2 separate regions of the Mus musculus genome follow, and region 1 is linked to region 2. A link is a loop called in an ENCODE intact Hi-C map of the cell type or tissue named here. Cell type or tissue: heart. All regions are shown on one strand. Links, peaks and the distances in the headings refer to the core of each region. The heading gives the core; the rest is flanking DNA. Region 1 has its middle 11 kb from the start of Gm25609. Region 2 overlaps Nr5a2 (nuclear receptor subfamily 5, group A, member 2).

Region 1 (10,374 bases), core at 1,408-9,407, 360 kb before region 2:
CTCGAGTCCCTGAACACACACGTGTGCACACGTGCAGATGAATAAAATAGCTAGCGACACCAAGCAATGCTGGGGAGATAGTGTTGGTGTACAAGAGATCTGTTGCTTTTCTTCCACGGATTTAGGACAAGAAAAAAAAACTCAAATTACTGGTGCTATAGTCCTAAACTGATGAGTGTGTTCTTGTGTATGCATGTGTGTGTGAAGATACATCCATATGTGCACATATATGAAGGTCACAGATCAATATTGAGTGCTTTCTTTCTGTCATCCTCCAACTTATTTTATGAGACAAGGGCCCTCACTATACCCTGGGGTAAGCCCCTGAGTAGGCTGGTTAGCAAGTGAGTTCCTAGAATTTGCCTGTGTCTGTGCATGCAGCTGTCTTTTTTACATGGTGCTAAGGATCTGAACTCCGGCACACTTGCCTACACTGTTTACAGGCCAGCGTATCTCAGCAGTCCTGTTGGGCTTGGTTTTAGACCCTTCACTTGGACTGACTCTTGGAGTCTTCACGCTAATCCCTTGGTATTACTCATCCTCTCTGGCTTTTACAACCTTTTGGTATAAACATCCCATTAGGACTGAATGTTTCAAAATCTCTCCCTTCCTGCACATTTATCCAGTTGGGGGTCTCCATGTTGGTTCCTATTTACCGCAGGAGAATGCTTCTCTGATGATGGCTGGGAGAGGCATTGATCTATAGGTATCGAAGAATATTGTTGACAGGTCCCTTGATTGCTAACTTCCTTTAGCAGAACAATAGTATCTACCTTCCCCCTAGGCCCATGCCTATCTCGTCTCAGGTTCTTGGCTATCTAAGTAGTGTCAGGCATAGGTTGCATCCCACAGAGTTGCCTTAATCTGATAGTGGTTGGTCACTCACAAAACGTGTGTGCCATTATTGCACTGGCATATCATGCAAACAAGGTACCATCGTAGGCCACAGTGTTTGTAGTTGGGTTGGGGGTTATGATTCTCCTCCAGGAACGTGCAGAGTACCTCCCAGTACTACAAGCACTAGTCAGTAGGGGTTAAGGCCCCGAGTTAGGCACCAGATTGATTAATCTGTATTCAACAAGATACGTGAGTGTCGTCCTCAACAACAGGGCCTTATCATCAATTTGTTGAGAGCAATCAACCACCTTGACAATAGCCTGGACTGCTTATGGGTGTTCATGGGACCCTTTTGACCAGTGACTAAACTTTACATAACCCATTCTGAGCACTAGATTCACTTGGTGGTGAAAAGTATCTATTTGAGACGTTGTCTCCCCTGTTATTTGGTGACTCCACTTAGACCTCTTTTGTTTATGTATATATTTGAGGAAACTTCTACAATGGTAGGTTTCCATAAGACCCCTCAAATGGCCTTAGTGTTCGCTGTCCCTCCTTGCATCCCCCTACTCTCCCTCCCATCTTCATCCCCACCTACTCCAGTCTCTCCTCTGTCTCTATCATTACGTATTTCGTCCCCTTCCTTTGGAGATCCTCCCCTCCTTCCTAGTCCCTTACTTGATGCCTAACTTCTGTGGTTACATGGATTATAACATGTTTATCAAATGCTTAAAAGCTAACATCCATATATATAAGAGAAAACATATTTCTTTTGAGGGGTCTGGGTTACCTCACGGAATATTTTTTTATTTAGCTCCGTCCATTTATCTGTGAGTTACATAATTTTGTCTCTTTAACATCCCATTGTATAAATATACTAGATGTTCATTATCCATTCAGCAACTGACAGACATCTAGGCTTTTTTATTTCTGGCAGATATGAGTAGATCAGCAATGAACTTGCATTTGCAAGTATCTCTGTAGCAAAATGCATGGTCCTTTGGGTATAGGCTCAAGAGTGGTGTAGCTGGATCTTGAGGTAGCTCTCTTCCCAGTGCCTGTAGAGTGAGTCTCCACACTCATTTCTATAGGGGCTATACCAGTCTGTATTTCTACCATCAATAAATTAGTTTTAATCAACTGATGGAATGAACTGGGTAATGAACTAGAAAAATAACGAATGCATTTCTTTTTGACTTTAAAAATAAAATCAATCTACTACCTCTGCTAAAATACATATCAAAAGATATGTAGTGATCCCTTGCCTTATCTAGAAACCTACATTTTACTATCTTCTATCCTCACAACAGAATTATAGGAACTTATTTTTAATTTGCATCAGAGACAGCTATGTACTAGAGAACATGAAGATGTTGCCCAAGATCAAACTGTCAGAAATGATAGAGATTTAAAGACACATTGGCCTTACTCCTAACCCAACCAAAAACACCTGTCGACCTGGGTTCCTATGTCTCCGCTAATGGCTCAGTAGTGCATGCCTCATGGCATTGCCAAAGGCTTATCAGATGGACTGGACGGGGTATACCAATCCCTCCTTCTTGGCTACCATAATAATCACTTCATCGTTTGCTTCCTACTTTTTCCCTCTCTAATCCATAGACCTCTCTGACCCTTTGCTATCTCTCAAGCCAAAAACCTGACTTAAAGCTTTAAGAATACATATACATATGTAATAACAATTAGTGAAAAAGGCCATGGAGTTGGAAGAAAGTAAGGAAAGACATATGTGCAAGTTTGGAAGGAGGTAAAGGAAGGGGAAAATGATGTCATTTTATTGCAATATTAAAAATAAAAAATAATAAAGCCATTTTTATTTAATATGTAAATAAATGAAGTTGTAAAACCATTCAAAGAAAAACTGGTTGAAATGAAGACAAGGAAAGATCAAAGTTGTAAATTACTGGAGCTCCTAAGGGAGAGAAAGGGATGAAAGGGGGAGGAGAAAGAAAGGAAACCATGAAATAGAGGAAAAGATTAATGTTAAAAACTACAACCAAAGAAGACATTATAGAAATAAAAGAAACTGGCTTTACATATGGAAGATGCAGTGGAGAGCTGGGGAAAGGCTCAGAAACCTGGAGTCCAGGGCAGACATCAGTGAAAACATTCAAAGTTTACAGATGAAGTTAAAAACCCTCAGGTCCTGAGACAAAAAGAAAATCTATTTGCTGACTCCAAAAGCAAGAGCATTTCCAGAAGCCACAAAGAAACTAAAAAGTTCTCAAAATCTCCGGAAATCCCGAGCTGAAGAGTTCATATCCACCCAAATGTAGGTCAAATATCAGTGGTGTCAGTACGGCTCAAAAAGAGTGGAATTCCTAAAAGCTTGAACATGCTTCTCTCCTGGGTGATATCCTAAAGAATACTGTTGTCAAACCAAACGTGCCTGGGGTATCTGTGACAGAAGGAGAGATGGCCACAGCTGGGATATTTATCTCTGCAGAAGTAAGTCTATAATGATGAGCCTCTGAACACTGTGTATGTAGTATGTGGATGGGACTTGTTTTCATAGATGTAGAACATAGGTTAAAAAAAAAAACTCTTAGCTTTCTGACTTAAATGGTTCAATGTGAGTCAGAAAATAATATTTAAAGATGGCAGAGTGCATAATAATAAAAAGTGGATCCAACATTAATTGGCACAAGAGGACCAAATTCTAAGTTCCTGGGAAAAATTCAGCTAGTAGAAAGATGTAATAAAACACAAACACTAAACATAAAATAATATAAATGGTAATTGCATCACAACCAAACAGGAGACCAAATACAGCAGTTGCAATATCAAATGAGAAACTAATTCACTTAATAAGAAAAATGTTTTTTAATTGGGTCATAAAGTGCAAATGCAATTGTGCATACAATATTAAAATATGTTTGTGTATATGTGCCTATTGATTATATGCTTTTTTTAAAGTGCTGAAAGGGGGGAAAAGTAAGTCAAAATTCAAACAAACAATTCGATGCAACTGAACTGCGTTTCAAAGACTTCTATAATCACTGTTAAACAAAACTAACTCCAAGAAACTTCTGAATAGCGTAGAGTCCCAAAGTTGGGATAGAGATGCTGATACAAAGTAGATCTAGTATGTTGATGTGATTGTAACATTCTGAAACTATCTGACATGTTTGTAGTATTGAATGAAGGAGAACCTGTGTTGGTAACCTTGGTATTTCAAGGACAGCACACTTGCTGAGGAAGGAAAACTGGGCATGTCCAATATCACCCAATAATGAAAAGTCACCCAGTAACAAAAAGGTGACGTGCATGACACAAGTCACATGACAACAACATGAACGCACTTTGAAAACTCCACAGAGGAACTGCATATGAGGAGTGCATACTGTGGGATTCTGTCCCTATCAAACTCTAGGTCAGACAAAAATAGTTAGGAGACGGAAGTACTGTTTATACATGACATAGGTTGTGATGTGCAGATCACTCATTAAATGCAGTGCTGCCTTTCAACTACATGCAAATTATAACTCAAATTTTTTTTAAAAAAAAAAGAAGAGCCAGGCATAATTTACATGTCACATAATAATTGGCTTTGTTACTTCATTGCCAAGGAAACTGTTCTCATTAACAGTGCTCACACAGCAAACTAAGAGCCTCTCCTCTCCACACCAGTGAGAAATGTAAATTCTTTTGACTGTGACCTGATAATCAAAGGTCAGTCATGGCCAAGCTGCCTCTAGCCATTCCCAGGGGACATAGGGGACTTAAGGCACAGGAGTGAGGGTCATGTATAAGTGACAGTTGGAAGAGTGAACACACATCGACGTGGCTTTCCTCCCTTCCTTACACAGCTGTTGCTGCAGGCTGCCACCAGATGCTCGGTGAGGTGGGGCTTTGGGTTTTGCTCAACCTTTCTTAGCTTTTCAAAGAGGAAATGGAATACGAAGAGAAGTAATTTTCTTCTGAAGAAAACTTCTCTCAGAAAACACACATTTAACCAAACAAACAAAATCTACAACTTGAATGCCAAGGTCTTCTCTAGCAACTGAAACTTAACTGATGAGCTGCAGAGGTCGTGAGCACTTACTGCTCTTGCAAAGGACACAGGTTTACTCCCAGCACCACGTGGTTAACTCACAACCAGGGTTCTAGCGCCCTCTCCTGACCTCCTCAGAACCAGGCAGTCTCCGGGTGTATTTACATACAAGCAGACTCAACACACATACATACAAAATAAAAATCAACGAATCTCTCTTTTAAAAAGTTAACTTTGACAGAGCCAGGAGAAATGGCTCAGTAGTTAAGAGCATTGGCTTCTCTTTCAGGGAACACAGGTTTGATTCTCAGCACCCACATGGTGGCTCACGACTGTCTCTAACTCTAGTTCTAGTGGACCCAGTGCCCTCTTCTGGCCTCCACAGGTACTGCATGCATAGTGCACATACATGGTGTCAAAACAGTCATACCACACATATAAAATAAAAACAAACTATAAATCTTCATTAAAGTTAACTTTGAAAAATGGATATATAAAAATAAACCACTATGCCACATTGTTCAATCATCCATATTTTGAAAATCAGATTTTACATTTCTAAAGACATCCACATTCTAATACCTATATAAGCGTGTATTTCTAAAATATTTTATGCCTAAATTTTTCTGGTCTCTGTGGACAACTATACACACACACACACACACACACACACACACACACACACACACAATTTTGAAAAATAAGTCCTGTTTTGAAACAGAATCTTATGATGTATCCCTAGTTAAATAAAATAAATAAATCTGTTTTTAAAAGTCTTCCTGGCAAAATCAACTCTTTTTTATACCTTTAATAATAACAGATAAAGTTTTACAGCAGGCAAAGGACACAAATAATTTAAAATTTATTCTAATGTTTATTGGTATTTGAGTCTAAGAACAGAACAATATTAACAAGGGATTATAATATTCATATATAGTAGTAATATCAGAATCAAAGCTCCAATTTTTTTACAGTGTGTTTATAAAGATAATGCAAAGTGAACAAATTTTTAAAAACACAATAAAAAAATAATAACGTTGAAATTCTCTTTGGCCATTGTGCTGTATGCTCTCCAATAAACAAGGTAAATCTACAATCACAGGGGTTTTGTTCCAACTCCAAGATACGGTACACTCTTACAAGTCTCTACAAAGGAAATAGTCTTCATTTATAGAAGAGTCCGACATCCCGCCCCCATTTTTCCTTCTAGTGGTATGACTCTGTACTTCAATTTTCCTATATATAGGTAAAGATTGCTGCATCTAAGAAAGCCTATTGGGCAGAAAGGGATTAGATGGGAGAGAAACTGGTCTAAACAGCACCACTGGCTTTTATCCACTAGATGTCAGTCACGCAGTTAGCATCAATTTACATCCTTAATCCCAATGACACAATCAGAAGCATAGGAAGTTCTCCAGACCCTGGGTGAACGCAGTGTGTACCACAAAGAAGCCTGGAACTTCAGTGTTGTCTGGCCTGGTGACTGGAAACCCTGTCCTGCTCTAAAAAAGGGCTAAAGCCATTAAGAAAACACTGGCTTTCCCCAAGTGTCATGGTTAGTTAAGGAAAACTGTGCTGGGGGAATTTGAGGTGACTGCAGTCAGTTCGTGAGAAAGAATATGTTACTGCTTCAGAGAGCAAGGTTCGAACGGCTAAACCTGGGAATACAGAACTGGAGAGCAGCATATGTCTTATAGATGTGGAATATTTCAAAGAGCGCACACAAAAAACAAGTGCTGATTCGATGAAGAATGAATGAGTTTTGGGAAAATTAAGAATCAACAAAGCATCTGGGTTGTTATCACCCAAAATCATGAACGAATTCTGCTCTACAAACGCCTAATGTTCTTTTCTCAGGGAAGAAAAGTGTGTGTGCAATTTATAAGGATGTTCTTAAGGATTCCCACTGAAAGTGTCATGTGAGGTGCGTGTTGCTTATGAGAAGGGAGAAAATGCTATCCACACGTTTGTCAGGTAGATTAGCTCTGTCTGTTCACCCAAGTCCTTAGGTGGATTGACAGTCTTGTTCAATGTGTTAGCTGCCACCATGGCCTGTATATGAACTCCTTGCCACATGACCATTCTCACTGTAATTCTACACAATTACCAAAGTAATGTAGGAGGCAAAATAGGAATAAGGCCCACGAACGCTTTGGGGAAAGTCTTAGTAAAACAAAGAAACCACATTTAAATGTTCTCAAATTTTTCTTCTACCTCCTTTAGTTTTGTGATTTCATAATGTAATATAATATTCCTTCAAATAATGAAAAAAATCTTTTTGCTGACTAACTGGAACATGCTGGCTCTTGAAGAATGTCAGTGTCTACTTTGCATTGCTCACCAACAACCCTGTCCTGTTTCTCCACATGAATGTCCACAATTCTGATGCCCCATGAAAGGCAAGGATGTCTCTCCTCTTTGTGCTGTCTCTGCTCTCATTCTTCAGCCCCCAGCTCAAACTCAACACTCTCCCTCCCTAGACTCCCATTGCACAAGATGAGAGAGAGAGAGAGAGAGAGAGAGAGAGAGAGAGCGAGAGCGAGCGCTTGGAGAATGAATTAGTCCTCCTGCCTAAATTCTGAGGCAGATGAACTCACAGACAAGAGAGTGCTCATATTTACAGTGTGTCTTCGTGTGATGAGAACCACATCTCCCCTTTGGTGAGGTCATTCTACTGTGCTGATGAAGTCCCCAACACTGGATGCCACCACTGGGCATCAGAGAAGCAAACTATCTGCCTGTCACTCATGTTGGGAGGAAGAAGAAATGAACTTGATGTTCTAAGAGGCATCCACGAAAGGTTGCCCTCCATCTGACAAGGCTCAGCTTCTACCCACATCCCCATATCACTAGCAAAGTAAATCCCTCTGCTGGGCACATGACTGCCAGCCCACTCGGTGCTGAAATGAGCCCCTGATGCAGGCAGATGAAGCTTGGTCTCAAAGAACAGAAAGTCTTGTAGGAAATAGGGATGGATGAAAGCCTGTAAGGTTCTAATGGGAAGTGAGTGAGAAGACCGTGTCATCAGAGAGCACATTGCTGCAGACAGCATGATTACTGCTGTGGAGTGAGAGATAGAGCTGGGCAGAGCAAAAGTGTAGATTCTCCAGGCAACCTATTCCAACGTGAGGAAGAATCCCATGCAAACAACAGAGATGGAGTTCCAGAAAGAGAGCCCTGTGCATGGATAGAAGGTGCTGGAGAATCCTTCCACAGAGCTCAGGGGTTCTGACACCCTGAGGAATATATTGCTCACAGAATATACTCAAAGCCACTGTTCTTAACGTTAGCTGTGGTTTTAGTCTCTCAAAGGCCTTGGCAAAGTGTGTTGCTAATTGAAAAATAAAAATAAATAAACAACAGAGTACTGAAAGAAAAGCCAGACTCTCCTACCTCTGGACAGTTGGTGCTGGGCTCCGCAGGGAAAACCTTAAGGAGAAAAATCAGGAAGACCTCAAAGGTGATATTTATAAAGGGCAAAATAGTTAATAGACTGTCAGAGGGAGAAGTTTATTAAGCCAAGCAATTAGCTCTTTATTTCAAAGGCCTGTGGTAAGACGTAATGAAAAAGGAAGAAGAAAAAAAAAAAAAAAAAAACCCACCACACAAGGTAATTGTAGTATCCAGGGAAGGCACAGACTTAATGAGCGTTTGTTAAGTACTTGGTGCCTTTAAAGTGGCTCTCAAGTGTTTTCTTATCAGCTCACAGTAGACAGCAGATACAGGTCTCTCTGTGGTAGTCCACGTCCTCGTGGAAGTCACAGTGAAACACTGAGACCTTAGAGTGCCGAGCAGCAGGCTTCCGGTGGGTCTGGCCAATCAGATGATAGCACACTACGTTACCGGTGGCCCAGATGGAGGTCAGCATGGATGGGAAGAGCCCGTCTACACCAGTGTGATCCCTGGAGGCACGTGGACTCAGGCAAATGAGCTGAGTAAAGTAACACAACTCGGATTCCCAGCTAGACTGAACTCCAGACTACAGACCCTCGCAGAGTGGTCCTCTGGGGTACCACAGTTTTGGTCAACATAGTGTTAAAACAGGACGGGTGGGAAGCCTAGAACAGCCAAGAAGAAGCCCCGCATTGAGCAGACATTTCAGTCAGTTCTCACTGCAACCCTACAACCCATCTGGATGGTTTCTGTTTTACAGATAAGGAATCGGTGACTCTGGACAGGTGCCACACTGGGTCCTCTGGCCACAAGAAGTCAGCCAGCCTGGATGGGAATACAAGTCTGTCTCACTCACTCAGAAATTCAGGATAATTTAGAAACTACTCATATTTCTTCTCACTGTAATTTCTATAATCTGCAGTGCCTTGTCTACTTTTGAGACGTACTATGCATTTTCTGAATCAAAACCATGTTGTCTAGATCTGGAGATATATGGGGTTGCTTCCTTCCTGGTTATCTGAAAGGACATTGGGAAAAATATTACAATACGTAATTCAAAACGCAGAGGCAGACAAGGGCGCAGACTTTACACGGACAGAATTAAAAGAGGGGAAATGAGAAAGTAACTAAATAAAAACCGAGCAACTGGATGACTAAAACTTTTAATTATCTAAAGATAAATTCATGTTTTTAAGAAATTAATTAAGTATCTGAGTAGTGAGGTGATCACACTCCTCAATTGATTTGATTAACATTCTAAGGAAATATGAAGTCATATTGACAATATTAGAAAATTTTGTATGCATGATAAAATATGCATAAGGAAAATATCACAGCAGTGGGGAGTGCCATAGAAAAAGTATATGATGTCAATTTTTCTAAAAACAAATCATGTTTTCAGTTGAAGTGAAAAACTATTAATTCTCTTTAGCAATGTGAATGTGTCTTAGAAAATAAGGTGAATATGTTACCCCTTAGCCCATCTTGCCTTCCCTTGTGTTCAAGTGAACTCAGAGATTGGCAGTGTCTTAGCGTGAAACACAATTAGTGTTCACAGATAAAGGAGATTACGACCAGAGGTCGTTCCTACTCCAAACACTCCGTCCCAAAACCCACAACCTAAAGCTTATCCCGGGTCGGTTGGTCCAGAAAACTGCTCATCACTAGCCCCTCCCATTTCCTCGGTCTTCTGACCTTCCCCCAGCTGGTCAGCCAGCCCCACAATCCATTAGACGCCGCGGCAAAAATCAAATGTATCCACGCTGGAGCTGTAATTCAATTCATCTTCTCCTTGGGTTTCCTCTGCTCTGTGCCAGGGTCATTTGTAAAGCCATCACTCACTCCAAACAGTTGCACCTGTGCTGCTATTGAAACGCCCCTTCCTCTAGAGGCCAGCCCTCCCTCGCCTCCATCCTCCCAGGCACCCCGGGTCCCCATTGCCCTTTTCCCAGGCACAAAAGCTTTCCTCTGCGAGGGAGGAACGCTAGAATTCCCCCAAGCCTTGGCAAGGAAATATTTAAATGTGATCTGAGGCTCTTCCTTTGTTTTATTTTTCTTCCTAGGGAAATTAATCTCTCTGAGGTATTCAGTGGATTCTTTTGCGCTTCCGTGAGGCAATACCATCCTGCGGG
Region 2 (10,374 bases), core at 1,492-9,491:
TGGAGAATTTAGATCACATTTTATTTACTTCATGGAAGGTAGTCATGTACCAGGCTATTTAAAAATGTCATCATTGGGATGGGTAAACCTGAGAAGACAGAACGGGTGCCCTGGCACCGCACATGCCACAGAGCTATTATGTGCTACATTTGAACCCCTCGAACCCCGGTAGGTTCTATGCGATCCAGGGGCTTGGTCTTTGTAAGACATTAATCAGTCCACCTGTGTTCATTTGCACTAAAGAGTCCAGAGCTCTTACTTACAGCTACTTACTTCCCGGGGTGATTTTGATGTGGTTGGACTTCCCGGGCTCTTGGGAAGATAGCATAAGGACAGCGCATGAACTGTATCTTAACTTGTATCTCAACTTATCATTTGCACTAGGTTGGCTGAAACTCTGAGGAAGGGTGTGCCTTCTATGGAGGCCAGTGTTGGGCTCAGATTGGGACAGTTCTTCCTAACCAGGAAGGAATGGCTGCAGTTCAGTTGTTTGTCTTTTGCCCTATATTGTTTATATGTAGAAGCATCAGTAGATCATCTGAAATAAACCTTTCTCTTTGATATTCATCCTAAGAGAGATAACTGTTGTGCTGGCAACACTAATACCTATATTAAGGGCATATTCTTTCCTCCCCACCCCCACCCCCTGCGGTCTGTGTGCACACAAGCTGTTTTTATTTTAATCTAACCTTTTGGGGAGTTATTTTTATTTTTTCTTCAAGACAAGGTCTTACATATCCCAGAATCTGATCTTCCTGCCTCTACCTGGGAAGTTTGAGAAACATATGTAACTTCTTTTGGAAATACATTGCTGACTTGGGCACGACTCCATTACACGACCAGGACAGTTGCTTTTCAGAGAACTGACTAGACGCCTCCTCTTCCATACGTTACCAAGTCTCTGAGAGGTGAGAGCCTCACACAGTACAGCACACTGTCTCTGACCTACGACCCACTAGGCTTATTTCCATCTTTAACTTGTAGCGAAATTTATACAACATCAATTCCCATTTTATATAATTTTGAGCATACAGGTTAAACATATATATGTTGTTATATAACCATTGTCCCTCTCCTTCCAAAATTGAAACTTTTTCCCCATGAAGGTGTAATTCCCATTTTCCCTTCCCTCCAGCCTCTGGAGCCACCTTTCTGTTTAGGAAGTGTCTTCAACATTGAACATCGAACTTTGCCTATCACGTAACATTAAAGTTATGCCCTGTCTCCCAGTGGTACTGAATGCAGTAGCTTTCAAATGCTACATTACAATACAGCCTCAAATGCTTCCCCTTTATTCACATCGCTAGCCTCAAATTCACAGGACCAAGCAGAGTGAGAGAGTAAGGAGTAGAGCGCAAACTATGAATTTGTGAGTCAGGCATAAGCGGCACATCCCTCTAATCCCAGCCTGGGCTGCATGAATAAGGCCCTGCTAATCATTAGATCAACAAATAAACAAGCAAGCTCGTGTATGTTTTGAGATATTTTTATTGACAAAACGATGAACTTCAAAATCGGAGGTCTTGGTCCTACCATCTAGAATCCAAGCACCTGGGATGAGGTGGAGCTAAGCATCCTCCCTGTGACACTGTGGCTCGTCCTGAGTGACAGCTTCCTTAGCTATCAAACTTCAGGCTCCAGAACCTCTGCCGTGGGCACTGTGGGTGTAAGCTTCATCTTTCACTCATCTCTCCCTCCGCTTCTGTGTTGCTTCTTTGACAGTGCTCCATTTATCATTTTCTATTGTAATTGTTTTGTGGGTCCACAGCTGGAGGACCAGCTCGCCCTTCACACTGTATCTTGAGCATCTAGCATCATTCCTGGAATGCCCTTCGTATTAGAAAGCAGTGCTTGCTTAGTTGGCACATTCACTTATGACCGCCCGTGAACAGTGTAATTTGTACGCATTGTTTCTGAGCATCACAGCAAGTTAAGATACAGTTCATGCGCTGTCCTTATGCTATCTTCCCAAGAGCCGGGGAAGTCCAACCACATCAAAATCACCCCGGGAAGTAGGTAGCAATAAGTAAGAGCTCTGCACACTTTAGACACCAAAGGCCAGATTTCTGCACAACTCCCAACTGTTTTTCCGGCTAATTGATTAAGGGAAACTATAAGGGCAATCTCCACATTTGTCAGTTACAACGATGGTAATTCAATCTAAAGTAGACCAGTCAGGAGCCTGGAGGGAATCAAATCTTTCTAGACCCTCAGAAGCTGAGTACAGGCCAGCTACTTGCCTTTACCCTTCCTTACTCGGCTGCAGCCCGTCCAAAGCTCGGCAGCTTTCAGACACTTGCTCTCTGTTTCCCAGTCTGGAGAATGGACTTGCCAGTTTGATCACTGCAAAGTCAGACACACTGTAGCTAACAGGGTAAGGATGTTTTATGCTGGCCACCTGTCTCCCGCTCCTATCTCGACAAACCTTTATGATGAGCAGAAGGGTCAGTGGTCAGAGTCTGGGATCAAAAACTTGAAGAACCGGAAAATAAAAAGAAAGCCAGGAAAGAGTTTTAGTAATTAGCAATTTCTCCTAAAATTAAGAGAAAATAAGCTGTTGTTGTTGGCTACAAAGAATTCCGAGATAGATGGAATACCCATATGTGCTGGCGCCGGTCCAGAGCCGTGCATATCAGTGGACCTGGGGCCCCTGGATACTGTAACAGTATCGTTTCTAATTATAACTTCAAGGAAATTCCTCTCTCAATGAGGTAGCTGCAGCAGCTTATTCTTCTCTTACAAAAGAAGACTGCCTTTAGCATTTAAAAACATCTTGCTTTGCTCTCATTGCCCCAGGGTGTATTTTCCAGATTTCTGTTTGAGAATCTTTGGAATCCTAGGGAAACCTGCCCCCCCCCCCCCATATTGCTACCTCTCACATTCGTTCACTACACGGCGAACACCACCATTGGGTGATTCTTTCTCCAGTTCATGGCTATTTACAAACCAGTCCTCTACATATCTTATTCTACTATGTTATCAGGAAATTATTTTCATTTCTATAGAAATTTTAAAAATATTCTCCTATTCAGCTTGGCCATATTATAATGCAGAGTAAACAAGAGGCCCCATTACCTCTAATCAAAAATCAACACTCTTAGTTATTTCATTAATTAGTGTAAGTTGTCATTTAGAATTTGTACTTGTGATTATCAGTGGCTTGGAACACCCTTCTCCTGTTTTTCTGAACTCTCGGCTCACGTCATTAGCCCATTGGGAATATATGCTTTTCTCACTCACAGGGTCCTTCCCTTTTCTCTAAGGGTAACTGGAGGGGTGAATTCTGTCTCTTTCACGGAAGTAGCCATAGTCATATTTTCCTGTGTGATTCTTGCTGTTGGTTTTTTCTTTAGGGAACCCTCAGCCTTTAAGGTGTCTGTGTGGGTGTATGTCTGTGCTGTTGTGTTTATTACAGTACAATCCTTTCCCGTGATATCTTCCAATTAGTCAATAACCGCAAAGCTAAGTAGTTTTTGAGGAAAAGAAGCATTTACCAATCATTTGGAATGGATTTTCTATAGTTTACTTTGGACAGATAGGAACACTACATCAAAATGAAGATGTATATTTTCATATTTAGATTATTACAATATTCAGACTAGTGTTTTGTGTGTGTGTGTGTGTGTGTGTGTGTGTATGGTGCATGAGATTTTATTTTTCTTTTATAGGTAGTTAATTGTTCCAATGCTACTTATAAATAAAATACTTTCTTATTTTAATGCTGTATCTTTTATATATTCAAAGAGAGTGTGTGTGTGTGTGTGTGTTTGTGTGTGTTTGTGTGTGTGTGTTTGTACATGCATATGGATCTCTTTCTGAATTTTATATCTTATGTCACTGCCCCCTTTGGTAATTTCAAAGCAAAGTTCCATGTGTTTTCATCCTTCTTACAGGAACCTTTCTGTTTCTCTCTATCTAGCTTTAGCTGTCCAGATCTCACTCTGTAGTCCAGGCTGGACTCAAGCTCCCAGAGACCCATCTGGTTCTAGTTCCTCTGTGCTGTGATTTAAAGTGTGCACCAGTGTGCCCAGCTCCTTAGAATGAATCTTGAAGACTGGCTAATTGGTCTCAATCATTGGCTTTCCCCGTCCCACAGAAGTTGCAGGTTTGGGCTATTCTTCCACAGACAGCTAAGGTGGGATTTTGGTTGAAATTGCTTTGTGTTTAGGAATTGATTTGGGGAACGTGATTTACTTCACGGACCTGAAATTCTGTCGTTTGTGAGGGTGGTTTCTCTTCAGTGGGCAGGATTTCGTTGACAGCCTTCGGGGAAGCTGTGTCACTTCTCCACAGACATCTGTTGGCCACACTTTTCTAGCGACTTCCTATATAGTTTGTTTTTACACTGCAGTGCCTTTTCTTGACATCTTCTACACTGAATATTTTTAAGTGAATTAATGTATAATTGGCCACCTGATTCCCTTGATACCTGAAATCGCTTTTCTGTAGTTTAGTTTGGAGTTAAAACAGTGCAAAACTTATTTTCACAAGAGCTGACAGAAGCCTAGAACATAAACCATCATATTTTCATAAGAGGTACAAATATTTTCACATCTGGTCAACAATGTAATATATTTGTACCTCTTATAAGAATAATTATGAACTCTCAGAAATTAGTATGGTTTTTGTTTGTATAGAAAGCAAAGAAAATACATTGACTTTGAAGATATGCAGCTATTTTTTGCCTTCAATTTCAGTAGATCCCCTTCTTTATTAATTTATTCGCACTCTAGATAGATTCTTGAGTTGAACACTTCTTGATCTGTTATATTTTTATGGAAAGAATTGGGGTTTGAAAGTTGCCTCTTGGCACAACTATAATTGTTAACTGCAGAGACAATGGCGGTCAGGGAGTCTAGAAGGGCATGCTTGTTACCTTTCAGAACTCTAGGGGGCGCCACTCCCACAAGCGTCTTTGCCAGAGCCCGAGTGGCCCTTTCTCGTGGGCCCGTATTCACCTCCAAATATCTCATATCTCTATTCTGCTCTTGGGCCTTTAAAAATTTGTGGTTTCTCAAGCAGTGGGCTTTCAATTTCTAAGCAAATATCAGTTTGGCCATGCTTTCATTTCCGGAATGTAAATTATGAGCCACATGTCACAGAGACTCCTTTTGTAATGTGCTATTTAGTTAATTTTTGGAAGTTTGGCTTGTGTAATACAGTATGTTTGTCAAGTGTCAGGTTTTATTCACTTCCATCATTCTGATCATTTTAATGCATTTTTGTGGTAGGCTTACTGTTATTGAATAATAGTTCTACATGTTTTTTTTTTTTTTAACCGTGTGTGTCTTTTGGGAGTCTGTGCATCTGAATGCAGTACCCGTGGAGGATAGCCTTAGGCTCCCCATGCACCTGGATTTGTATGTGATTCAAAGCCACCAGGAGCTGAACTCACATTCTCTTGGAGGACAGATGATTTGTGTTCTTACAGGCCTCTGTCAGCTCTATGCCATGCCATTTCCCACCCCAACGGTGAGCCATCTTCCTATTCGATCTGTGAAACTGACTCCAGTTTGTCTTTCCAAACTCACAGAGAGGCTGCTCTGCTCTCTTCTCAGCACACCTACCCAACCCAACAATCCGAGGAACTTCTGCCAAGTCGTGCAGTTGGTTTCTGTTCTGTCTTCTAGACACACCACACCTTTTCCTATGCCCAGGCCCTGAGAAGTTCCTTTTGCCACAGCTAGCGTGATAGTACCTCAGACCATTGTCCAGGAGCTGCCCATGCTGGCCTTCCCAGGTTTCATGAGAAGCCCCGATTCCTGGAGCTTTGCCTGGGGCCACGAAATAGGCAACGTGTCAATGGGTAGAGCCCAGAAATCTGAATATAAATGATCTGCCAAGAACTCTCCACCATTCGATGTCCTAACAGTTACTCCTAAATGTTGTTCCCCTGAATCAACTAAAGGGGAAAGGTTTTGTTAGTAGTGCCCAGAACTAAACCAGAATATGCAGTGTATGGTGTCCTTATTTCAGGAGCGTCTCCAGGGAGCCTAAAGCCGATGGTCCACTTTCCTGTATACTAAGTTACAGGAATATCTTAACCTTGTATTCTGACACATAAACCAAGAGTATACAGAAAGAGTGAATTTTCAGATGCTTCTGAAAAATAGGGGGTCCACATAAGTTCTCACTGTAGCTTCTGAGAGCTTCGCTGTTTCAGATAGCAAAGGCATCTGGAAGAACTAGTCTCACACTGCAGCAGGGATGGCTTCTTTGCTCTTTGTTCAAACATTAGGCACCCAAGAGTCTTCACCTTCAAAAGAGATAAATTTATAGGAGAGTTGTACTAGATAAACAACAACAATAGTAATAAATAAAATAAATTTTCTATTGTTACCAGAGATTCATTTCCAAATCTAACTGTAGTTTACTTATAAAAAAATTATTGGAGTAACTGAGCTGGCATCACCTAGTGATGATGCTTGCTACCAAGCCTGATGACATAAGTTCAAACCCCGAGACGCACATGATGGGGAGAAAAATTCTTATAAGTTGTTCTCTGACTTCCACATGGCATGTACACGCACGCACACACACACACACCTACCCACCTAAATATGAAAGACTACATGCAAGACACTAGATTATATTAAGTATTAACAAATTTACTATGTGTTTGTTAGCTAAGAGATTCATACAATTTTAGCATATACAAACACACACACACTGGTAGAGTCCAGGCAAAGGCCTCGTGCATACCAGGTAAAACATGCAATTGCTATGCTACATCCACAGCCAGTAAGCTATCTGTGTTTTGCATTGGTTTATAAATATTCTCTTAAGGGAACTGACCTGTCTTTAACACTCCCAAGCAGAACAGCATCGAAGCCTGCTGCCCTGGTTCCTTAGCTGTGGCCGCCGTCGGAGTCTGGCTGAGGAGGCGGTTACAGAGCTGTTTTTCATAGGTGTGATTTTTTTTTTTTAATAGCTTGCACAAAAGCCATCCACAGGTACCAGTCAAACCAAGCGTCATTCTCTACCGCTGGTCCTTTCTCAGGCAACCTAAGGCATGTTTAAAATTCTTCTCAACTAACAAGAAAGGGTATTTGTGGACATTAAACATAAAATAAAATTAAGTTGGAAGTAAATTTTAGATGATACTATGTTCAAATCACAAGGGTGGCCACTCTCCTGGTCATTGTCTATGGTGTCCTTAGTTTCTAGGCTAGAGGGCCAGCTGGGCTGGATCTCAAAATTTAGTCAACAAGTCTCTAGTCTTTGGAAATTTTGAGAATCTCTTGAGGGCAGAGAGATGGCTCGGTGGTTAAGAGGATCTGACATTCTTGCTGGGGGCCTGAGTTCTATCTAGCACCCACATTGCACAGCTCACATCATCTGTAACCCCAGCAACACATCTGCTGCCTGCCTCTGGCCTCCAGGGTGCCTATATTTATATGCACACCATCACAGACAGACAGACAGACAGACACACATGTACAGATAATTGCTTGTTCTAAAACAAGCTTATAATGGATGTATAACACAAAAGTTTTTATTTTTCAAAACCATAGTAACTAGTCAGTAAAGCAGCTATTGAATATTCAGTAGATGTCCAATATCCAATTAAATATGGATTTGATTGATGACAAAAACAAAATTGGGTAACTAAGTAGCTAATAGTCATGTTCGAGCAAACAAAAAGAAACTATGAATATGAGAGAGAGAGAGAGAGAGAGAGAGAGAGAGAGAGTTTATTGTTGAGTAGAGAATGTGTGAATATGCTCAGGGAGGGCGAGAGGGGTTCTATAAATTGCAAGCTGAAAGGGGAGGGGTTTTTGTTTTTGTTTTCAGCATAAGTCCAGCATAGTGGCCCTGGTGGCGCTGGGATGCCACAGCTCAGAAGGCTGAGTTGGGATGATTCTGGGCTCCAGGTCTTCCTGGGTTAAATGGTGGGACCCTGCTCAAATACAAAAAACAACCTGGTTTGTTAAGATTACCTCCTTGTGAATGCCCTTCCCTTTGTATACATCAGTGAGTAATTCTGACATTGATCTCTGGTTATTTTCTATCCTTTCCTCCTTTATCACCTTGTCTCTCGCTACGCTAGTACTGTGTATTTCCAGACCAGGTCAGGAGGAATTATGGAAGAACAGGGTCAGATGCAGCCATGGATGGGGTACCCAGGGCTTCTTCCCCACCACTTCCCATGTTGTCCCGAAGATCAGTGGTTAGCACCTGACTGTCATAGGGCTCTTATTAGATGAAATGTGTGTGTACATATATCTCTATATAGAGAGATATAGATAGATATGTACAGACTCTCTTTCCATTGTGCTTGTGCCAAAGAAGAGTGTCCGTCAGACACCGGCTGGTGGCTATCTGAAAGCACCCAACAGCTGGTGTCTGTCATATCTGTGTGTTCACACTTAACACGCACCAGAGTCAAGGAGGAAAGAGAGAGCCCTGCGTGCAGCAGCCTGGCAACTCTCAGCAAAGCCACAGCATCATACTATATGGTGGCTCGGTACTGATGGTGGCTGTGCCTGTGGAGCCTCAGCCTGCATTTCCTTATTGTAAGCTCCTGGCCATCACTTAGGGCCTACATGTTGGTTCTTTACGGACATCTGCTTGACTTCCTTGAAGCAACCCCTCCCGCCAACCCTTCCCCATTGAGCACCATGTAAGGATGACTTTATCAAAGTTATTCTATGAACGTCTCTGTCACTTGTTTGAAGTCCATAGTGCAAAATAAGCACATAGTAGGGGTCCACACTGCCCGTAGATGGTAAGTGAATGGGCAGGTTGATAAATAATGGGGATTGAGTAGAAGCCACAACAAAGAGTTTGAAAGATACATCGCCATCCTATGCTCTCCTCTCCAGTCCTCCTCTCTACCTTCCCACCCCCCTCTTCCTCCCACCCCTACCTCCTCACTCACCCCTTTTTCATTCAGACTGGTGATGAAACCAATCAAGGCTAACTTGAAACCTCCAACCCCTCTTCTGCCTCCCTTGTCGGGTGCCTGCCAGAGGAAACAAACCTCCGGACTGTCCATAGAGGAGTTAATGGGGAGACCACCCCTGCTTTGTTTTTACAGCATCAACCTGGTGTAGAGACAGGCAACTCTTCCGACTCCAGTGAGCGTCATCCATATTTAATGCTCCTTGCTATCACAGTCAAGCATCTCAGATGGTTATCAACACCACTTAAAAATATGACGCCTTGTTAAATAATTAATACAGGTGATGGGGAAGCTTCAGGCAATGCTCAGAGCTCTAGTAATTAACGGACTGGTTACAAGATGCAAGTAAGACGACGGCTTAACCACTAAAGCCACCACATAGGGCTGGATGCTTTAACATTAAGCCGCGTATATGTGAATGGCGACATATAGATTTGGTTCCTGGGCAGTAGGGGAGAGGATCACAAGCTCTCACCAATTTAGAGACTGTCAGAAAACATAGGCCTTCCTCATGCCCCAAGCATGCCCCCTGCCCCGTCTCCAAGCACTTCGCAGTACTTGGTACCTTTTTTATAAGGCAGAAGCTGAGAGTGTACATCTTTTCTGTTCTGAAATCTGTTTCATCCACCTCCCTTGAGCATTTAGAGACGAACCAAAGCTCTGTTTGTTTGTTTTCTTGCTTGTTCTCAATATTGTAGGCTGTTCTCAGAAATTAGCCTGGAAGCTTTCTTGGAGGAATTAGTCTACAGCATCTCTGTTCTAGGAACTGAGAAGGGAAAATGGCCCCGTAACTGCTCACCAGCCGGCAAATTCCCACTCAGCCCGCCCCACCCACCCCGAGGAAAAGAGAAAGCTTTGTCAGATGAAACATTGTCTTGCGTCCTTTTGCGCCATTCTGGACAGTCAGTCTGGTAGGAAGTATTGGGCGATAATAGGACGGTCTTTTCAGAGAAAGCCCCGGGTTTCGAGTTAGCAGGAACCATCTATCAGTTCTTAGGATTATGCCGTGATTTACTGTCAGGGCACCATGTATTCTGTGATTTTCTGCCTCCTGTGAATCATTGTGCTTTCCTTTCCTATTGATGTATCAACTATAATAGTTACAAGCAGCTACAGAAAAATCAATAGCTAGCTTTCATTACTGTGTACATCAAGTCAAGAGCCCCACGCATCAAGAGCGGACCTTGTTAGATACTCACCAGTAGAAGAAGGTAGAGCGCTACCTTACAGATTGAATGAGAAAGATCAACTTAGAGAATTGTAGGCATTCAGAATTTGTAAATATGGGCGTCTCTCTCACGCATGTGATATTTATGTTTAAGCCTTTTATCAAAGGAGAACAAGCATTCCAAAATGAGCATAAATATCAGCTGCCATGTGTTCTGTTCTGTCATTTTCTCAGGCCATCCAGGCAGCAGGAATCAGTACTAGCATAGTGACAGTTGGCTGTTAACGTGCTCAACACCCAG

What was found. Peaks named below come from ENCODE experiments on the same cell type or tissue, not always from the same donor. Only the 100,000 strongest peaks of a DNase experiment are listed, where the experiment ranks them.
Region 1: it touches region 2 in a loop (2.6-fold over the local background); 2 of 42 quality-filtered maps call a loop at or near these places.

Annotation. Positions count from the first base shown.
Region 1 is chr1:137,221,511-137,231,884 of GRCm38, reverse strand. No RefSeq gene overlaps it. Among named protein-coding and RNA genes, the nearest start is that of Gm25609, 11 kb to the right of the region's middle. In heart, for the core only: CTCF peaks have their summits at 5,229 (motif pointing left) and 6,186 (motif pointing right); no DNase peak of the experiment used is centred there; H3K4me3 peaks cover 260 bases; H3K27me3 peaks cover 1,102 bases.
Region 2 is chr1:136,861,418-136,871,791 of GRCm38, reverse strand. The region is part of intron 8 of Nr5a2 (nuclear receptor subfamily 5, group A, member 2); the gene reads left to right. Among named protein-coding and RNA genes, the nearest start is that of Nr5a2, 94 kb to the left of the region's middle. In heart, for the core only: a CTCF peak has its summit at 4,885 (motif pointing right); a DNase peak (open chromatin) is centred at 2,621; H3K4me3 peaks cover 339 bases; H3K27ac peaks cover 1,869 bases.